Linked DNA regions of Homo sapiens: all the other regions are linked to region 2. A link is a loop called in an ENCODE intact Hi-C map of the cell type or tissue named here. Cell type or tissue: GM12878. All regions are shown on one strand.

Evidence for each region. Peaks named below come from ENCODE experiments on the same cell type or tissue, not always from the same donor. Only the 100,000 strongest peaks of a DNase experiment are listed, where the experiment ranks them.
Region 1: a loop joins it to region 2, with 4 times the contacts of the local background. A loop is called at or near these places in 2 of 110 quality-filtered maps.
Region 3: it touches region 2 in a loop (4-fold over the local background); 6 of 110 quality-filtered maps call a loop at or near these places.

What each region holds. Positions count from the first base shown.
Region 1 is chr6:6,583,469-6,585,968 of GRCh38, forward strand. All of the region lies in intron 1 of LY86-AS1 (LY86 antisense RNA 1), which reads right to left. Among named protein-coding and RNA genes, the nearest start is that of LY86, 4.0 kb to the right of the region's middle. RefSeq lists an enhancer at 1,615-1,724. In GM12878, a CTCF peak has its summit at 1,409 (motif pointing left); DNase peaks (open chromatin) are centred at 542 and 1,443; H3K4me3 peaks cover 2,124 bases; H3K27ac peaks cover 2,230 bases.
Region 2 is chr6:6,797,373-6,799,872 of GRCh38, forward strand. All of the region lies in intron 1 of LOC101928004 (a long non-coding RNA gene), which reads right to left. Among named protein-coding and RNA genes, the nearest start is that of LINC03055, 87 kb to the right of the region's middle. In GM12878, a CTCF peak has its summit at 1,144; a DNase peak (open chromatin) is centred at 1,277; H3K27ac peaks cover 1,954 bases.
Region 3 is chr6:6,683,353-6,685,852 of GRCh38, forward strand. No RefSeq gene overlaps it. Among named protein-coding and RNA genes, the nearest start is that of LY86-AS1, 62 kb to the left of the region's middle. In GM12878, no CTCF peak of the experiment used is centred here; DNase peaks (open chromatin) are centred at 1,279 and 2,109; H3K4me3 peaks cover 754 bases; H3K27ac peaks cover 2,218 bases.

The sequences.
Region 1 (2,500 bases), 210 kb before region 2:
AATAAACAGCCAGCTGAAAGTATTTCAGAACACTTACTCCAATTTTCCTTGTGAAATCCAAGAAGCTTTTCAAAAAGCAGTCTCTTCTTTTATTAAACAATTGTACTAAAAATATTGTCTGTCTTTTCCCACTAAAAGTTAATCTCCCTGAGAACAGGAACTTTGTTTTGCTGTATTCCTGGTGCTGGGAAATGTAAGCATTTTGGAGGTGCTTAATAAATATTTGTTGGATAAATGAGTGGGAGAACCTGAAGCAAGCAGACAGATGAATTTTCCCTAGTTGTGTAGAAAGCATACAGTTGGTTTCTATACATTTCTATCAAATACATATACAGATTATGTGACATCAAGAGCCCAAGAGACTTTGGGGGCATCTCACACTTTCTGTGCAGTGAGTCTTCCAGAAGTCTGAGAGATCGTGAGAAAGACTACTGAAAAGCTTAGTAGGCTGGCATCAATTCCACAAAATACGTGTATAGCCCATATAACATAGGGTTTGAAACTAACTAAAAAGTAAAACCTCAGCAGTCAGTCAAGGGGGCTGTGAAACAGTGTTACACAGGAAGTTGCATGGTTTCCTGACTTCTACACAGGAGGGGAGCAGTTTTCAGGTTGCACTCAATCTAGGACAGCAGTCCCCAACCTTTTTGGCACCAGAGACTAGTTTTGTTGAAGACAATTTTTCCATGGATAGAAGGGTGGATAGTGGGTAGTTTTGGAATGATTCAAGTGCATTACATTTATTGTGCACTTTATTTCTATTATTACATTATAATATATAATGAAAGAATTATACAACTCACCATAATACAGAATGAATGGGAGGGCTGAGCTTGTTTTCCTGCAACTAGATGGTCCCATCTGGGGGTGATGGGGGACAGTGACAGATCATCAGGCATTAGATTCTCATAAGGAGTGTGCAACCTAGATCTCTCGCATGCACAGTTCACAATAGGGTTTGCTTTCTTATGAGAATCTAATGCCACTGCTGATCTGACAGGAGGCAGAGCTCAGGCGGTAATGCGAGCAATGGGGAGCAGCTATAGAGATGAAGCCTCGCTCACCTCCTGCTGTGCTGCCCAGTTTGTAAGAGGTCATGGACCAGTACTGGTCTGTGGCCCAGGGGTTAGGGACCCCCTGATCTAGAAGACAAAGGCAGGATGTGATCAAACCTGTCTCTTCCCACTGCAGTGTGGCAGAAACTCAGACAGGCCACAGAGAAAAAACCAAAGTAGCAGCGCTATGCAAAGGGAAATTTTTGCCTAATATAATAAAGATCTGAGGGAAATGAGAGGAGAGCACCCACAGTCGGATACAAATGATGAGGAAGGTACATTTGCCACTGGAGACAGAGTGCTACATCATCACTGTGTAGCGTCAAGACTAGTTAGGACTGTCTGCCATCTACTGGCACATGTAATGTAGGTTACATTGGCCCAAACCCCCTTTCCCTGACCTTTTGTGGGTCACAGAGTGGAGAGGGCTGTCACATTGCACACTGCACAGGAAGCAATGCAGAATCTGTTCCTAAGGGACCTTTGCTTGTCCCACCTGCTGGCAGGCTGCTTCCCTCCACTCCACAGCAGCCAATCACCTGCTTATCTCTCCTCTCCCCTTCTCTCCTCCTCTCCTCTCCTCTCTCCCCTCCAGGCCTTTCTTTTTTCTCCCCTCACTCCCTGGAGTATTGTATTTTCTCTTGTGGCACAGCTTCACCCTTACTTGCTTACATACATAGCTGGACTCCTGCCCCCAGAGTCTCACATTTGATTCTTTAAGTCTCTCCTCAAACAAACATTTTCTCCTTAAGAACGGCTTTAGGGATGGTCATCTTGATAAGAATATTTTTACTCTGCAAGAAAAGAAAGGCACCGTCCTCAAGAAGACCTCTATGAAAGGAAAGCAAGGGTGGGTGCAGTGGCTCACGTCTGTAATCCCAGCACTTTGGGAGGCTGAGGTGGGTGAATCACCTGAGGTCAGGAGTTCAAGACTAGCCTGGCCAACACGGCAAAACCCTGTCTCTACTAAAAATACAAAAATTAGCTGGACATGGTGGTACACGTCTATAATCCCAGCTGCTTGGGAGGCTGAGGCAGGAGAATCACTTGAACCCGGGAGGCAGAGGTTGCAGTGAGCTGAAATCATGCCACTGCACTCCAGCCTGGGTGACAGAGTGAGACTTCGTCTCAAAAAAATAAAATAAAATTATATATATATATATATGAAGGAGAGCAGTGTGAGACATGGAAGAAGAGGAGGATTGTCCAAAAAGTAGAAAAGAAATCTGAATGAGACCAGAGCACAGCTTCTTCAGCTACAGCCTGCTAAGAGATTAGAAGTCAGCATCAAAGCCTGACAGTATGTGTGTGTTTGGTTACCATTACGTAGACATAACCATATTTTAAATAACTACCATAAACCGATTCTAATTTTATTCTATAATTAGGGAATAGGACATTCTCAAAGAACACTCTGGCTGTCTTTATAAAGGTTCTAGTTAAAG
Region 2 (2,500 bases):
GGCCTGGCGGGAAGTATTTGGATCACGAGGGCAGATCATTCATGAATGGCTTAAAGCCATCCCCTTGGTGATGAGTGAGTTCTTTGAAGAGCTGGTTGTTTAAAAGTGCGTGGCACCTCCTCCCTCCCTCTCTGTTGCTTCCACTCTGGCCGTGTGATGTGCCCGTGTATGTGCCTGATCCTGCTTCACCTTCTGCCGTGAGTAAAACTTCCTGAGGCTTTGCCAGAAACCAAGCAGATGCTGGTGCCATGCTTCTTGTACACCCTGCAGAACTGTGAGCCAATTAAACCTCTTCTCTTTATAGATTACCCAGTCTCAGGTATGCCTTCATAGCAATGCAAGATTGGCCTAACATACCCATGCTTTCTCTCTAGCAGTGTTAACACCCTCCTCACAGTCTCCAGGTCACCCACTCTGTCCACCCCTTGCTGCCTCCCTGCGCCCCATCTCTGTGCTTTGAGCCCCTGGCCTTCCTGCTCTCCCTTTCATGCCCAGGCCAGCAGCTCCTCTTCCTATTAAGGACAAGTCCATGTTGCTTTTGCAGATGCTTGCTTCCAGTCAGGCTTCTTCTGAGGAAATGTATTCCACTTTCACATAGAGATGAGAGGAAAAATCAAAGTAAACAGACATAGAGAAAGCATGCAGTGTGCAAAGCCCCTTATCCCTACTCAATAAACAACTGCTAAAATCATGGTAACGATGCCTAACTTTAAAAAATTCAGTTCAGTTCTATACATTTCAGGCTTATGAACACTTGCAAATATTGCAGTTAAGATGTGTTAAACACCTCTTCTTTCATTAAAAAAAGAAAATCTCACAAATAAAATCCACAATAGTAATAGGTTTAGTGTACGCCCTTCTAAGCACAGTCAAGACAACCGCCTGTGTTCTTTTTCTACCTGACAAAATATAGCTGTCATGCTTTAGTCACAGAATTACAATGCTTTGCTTTCATGACAAAAAACACTGATTAGGTTTTTAACATGTGCCAGGTTCTGTGCTTGGGGGAAACCAAAATTGTGTGTCAAACAGTCCCTGGAAGCTGACACCATGTTCTGTAAGATGATGATAGAGTTCCAGAGCAGAACACCTCCTCACCCTGAAAGGCCTCACAATGCTCCATCAACGGTGATCTCTGCTGAGCAGAGGCACAAAGAGGCAACGTGACATTTGGTGACAGCAACAGACTAGGACTTGGGGTTTTGTCCCTAGGTGGCCCCTGCAGTTGCTGCTTTGCTTTTTAGGACATCTTTCTTGCTTGTCTCTGTGGGTAAATGCTGACTTATTCTGCAAAACCACACTCAAAAAATGCCTCCTCGATTCCCCAAGACCCAGAAACTTGCTATTTTGCACTGTTCACTGCAGCTCGTAGCTGCCACATTGAGTAATCATTCATTTGCAACTTTAAAAGGAAGAGAACTCACTCTATTCATTCTTGGAATCCTCATCTCCCCGCTCTGTCCCTCAGCACTCATAACACTGTGGCTGGCAAAGGAAGATGGTGGAAGCCAGATGAATAAAACATGAGTGGGTGGCAGAATGTACACCACTGGTGAAGGGGGCTCACTCCCTCAAGGATGTCACTTTGTTCACAGGTATCTCCAACTTTGGTCTCCTCCTCACCACTTCCCTCCCCATCCCAACCGTAAAAAGACATAAAGATGGCGTCCTAGTCCTTTTTCTATTGTTTATAACAGAATACTGGAGACTGGGTAATTTAGAAGAAATGAAATGTCTTTCTTACAGTTCTGGAGGCTGGGAAGTCCAGGGTCAAGGGGCTGCATTTGGGGAGAGCCTTCCTGCTGGTAGGGACACTGCAGAGTCTCATGACAGCACAGGGCATCTTGTGGGGAGAGAGCTCACTGGGCAGGCACAGGCCTCTCTTCCTGTCATAAAGCCAGCCACTCCCAAAACAACCCTTTAATTCATTAATCCATTAATCTATGAATGGATTAATCCACTCATGAGGGCAGAGAGCCCTCATGACACATTCACCTCTTTTTTTTTTTTTTTTTTTTGGAGACGGAGTCTTGCTCTGTCGCCCAGGCTGGAGTGCAGTGGTGCAATCTCGGCTCACTGCAAACCCCGCCTCCCGGGTTCAAGTGATTCTCCTGCCTCAGTCTCCCGAGTAGCTGGGACCACAGGCACATGCCACCACGCCCAGCTAATTTTTTGTATTTTTAGTAGAGACGGGGTTTCACCGTGTTAGTCAGGATGGTCTCGATCTCCTGACCTCATGATCCGCCCGCCTTGGCCTCCCAAAGTGCTGGGATTATAGGCGTGAGCCACCGCGCCCGGCCGACCCAATCACCTCTTGGGTCCCACCTCTCCATCCTGCCACACTGGGGCTTGAGTTTCCACAAGAGTTTGGGAGGGAGCAAACATTCAAACCATAAGCATGGAAAGAGTCTCGTCCGTGATACAACAGCCTTCCTTGAACATTCCTTCTCAGCCATCGAAAGCCTTTTGAAAACTGGCTGCTTGGCTTTCATGTGGCCAG
Region 3 (2,500 bases), 110 kb before region 2:
TTGCAACACTCTCCCCCACAATACCTCCTCCAATCCCTCTCCTATTTGGGGACCCCAGGCAAAGACCCAGGACTCAGGCCTCCCTGGTTATAACATCCCACCTGCCTCAGCCTGGGTTTCCCCCAAGGCAGAGCCTCACCAGCAGGTAGCTTATTAGAAAGAGGGCACAGGGATCAGGGGCGAGGCAAGGAGCAAAAGTCAATAGACCAATGAGTTAATAAGTCGGCCGCCAAGGTGGATGTCTGGGGGAAGATCTTGCCAGGGTTGTCCCAGCAACCTACAGCGTGCACCTTAGAACTGTCTGCCTGAGGGAAAAAAGGCAGGAACATTTAGCCATCGGCTCCTTCCCCTAGCTCCTCTGCTCCTTATTTCCAGGTAAAGCACATACGAGTATTGGGTGGGTTGTGCCCGTGTCCCCCACCAGAGTTTAGGAGAACTGCAGTAGGAGGCAACCCAAGTCAAGGTGAGCCACTCAGGATGTGACTGATGCCATGGCCAAGATGAGAGATAGTTCTGAGAAAATGCAAGACTTGTACAAAAGCTGTCCAGCGCACCATTCCTGGGTATTCTTCCAACAAAGGCACTTCTTAGAAAGCTGTTTTAACCTTATGACACTTTTAAAATTATAGCATTTCAGAATCCAGGAAACTTGATATAGCTCAGGGAGAGTCCCAGTGCACATTAACATATTACATTCTCTAAAAAGTTCTGCAACTTCTTTATCTCAAACGCTTGTTCCCCATGGTTAATCATCAACCAGAAACAGACACTAGGTCATGCTGCAGGAAAGCTTCCATAGAAAGCAGCAGGTAAGCAAATTTCCTTCAGATACTTTTGTGCAATTGATTCAAAGAGGAGGGTCAGGAATGCCATTTCTCAGAGGAGTAAAGCTCATTCACGCAGAAACAACCTGATACCATCAACAAGAATGTCTATATATTGAAGGTCAAGAATAATGAAAAAACTCAGTGATAATATACACCCTGTTTGTGAGGCACTCATCACATTATGGAACATTCAGGCAGTCCTCACCTTGCATAGTTCCCAAACGCACGAATTTTCATTGCCCTGTGGCAACTGAGGTTAAATAACACCAGCCCCCTAACAACATGGTTCCAATTTCAGTCACCATTAACTGTGAGTGATTGCATGGGGGACAACCTCTGCTGCTTGCTCTGCAGTCCACAGACCACCACGTAATAACAGATGTGCATCATGATCAGTGATTAACCGCATCACGTCCTTCAGTCCTTCCGTGTTATCAGTTCCCACACAGACAGCAAAGCGTGTGGTCGTGCTGCTCTCTTGGCTCCCAGTGACAAACCCACGTGACATTTCACAGAAATGAATACTCAAGAGAGGTAGGTAGCCAATGAAGAGGAAAGTATAGCAAAGAAACAAAAAGTGAGAATGCAGGAGGTGAAAGTTGACTCAGACGTAAACGAGTTTAGAGAAGAAAGAGCTGATGGTGGGAAAGTTGATGCTGTTGTCTTTTGAGAGATTCTGGATGTGTCTTTTGAGGGACTCAGGATAAAGATGCTGGCAAAAACTTCATATTAAAGAAACTCTTGGAGATATTTCACAGCACTGAAAGTGTGCAGGACAAAATGTAGGAAGCCTATCCAAATATAGAAAGGAATGTGACAATTTGCCAAGGCATAGAAAAGATGCCTGGTCCATACTGTAAGTTTCACAATGAGAAGGTGGCAAAGCCCTTTTCAATTTACTCTCCATAAGTCTTTTACAAAGAAATAAAACACTATTTCTCAATGTTTCTCATTTTTTAAATTATGACAGGCTAAATAAGTATTCAATTTGCTATCTTTAAATGTTCTTATACATTTACGACCAGTAGTAAAACAGTTCTTAACACTTTAAAAATTTTTTGAAGATTATGAAACAATCATAATTTTCCTTGTTGCTTCTTAAAATTGCTTCACAGTTTCAACCTGCACAATCATTTCTTCAGTCCCACACTTTCGTGCAAAGCAAAGACTTTACAATGCTGTGATGTTGTAAAGAAAATTCCCGTTGTCCTACTCTGAATCATTTGACAAATGCAACTGAACCCACCACGATGGAGTTGTGTAATACCAAGGTTACATGAATCTTTCTCTCACATAGTTTGCAGTTGAGGAAGAGGGATGGCAAGTCAACCAACATAATGGTTAAGGCTGACATTGATTGATAGCTTTCTGTGTGCTGGGCACTGTGCTGGTCCTTTTGTTACAGTGCATTGCCTCCAAGGTGGAGCTTTAGGAGGGGGATGATAATGAAAACTTCGGAGACCATGGGGACTTCATCCTTTAGAGCTTGGGTCCTCGTGCCTGTGTGTGAAGAAAGGCCCAGCCAGGAAGGCAGCGTCCCTCTTTTCTGCCCACACCTACAGGCTCCCAAGGCAGGGCCAAGGTGGATGTGAGGCCTGAGACGGGAACTCAACACAGCAGTCCCCTGTCATAAGGACAAGACTGGAAGTTGGCCAAGGTTTGCCAGCATATCA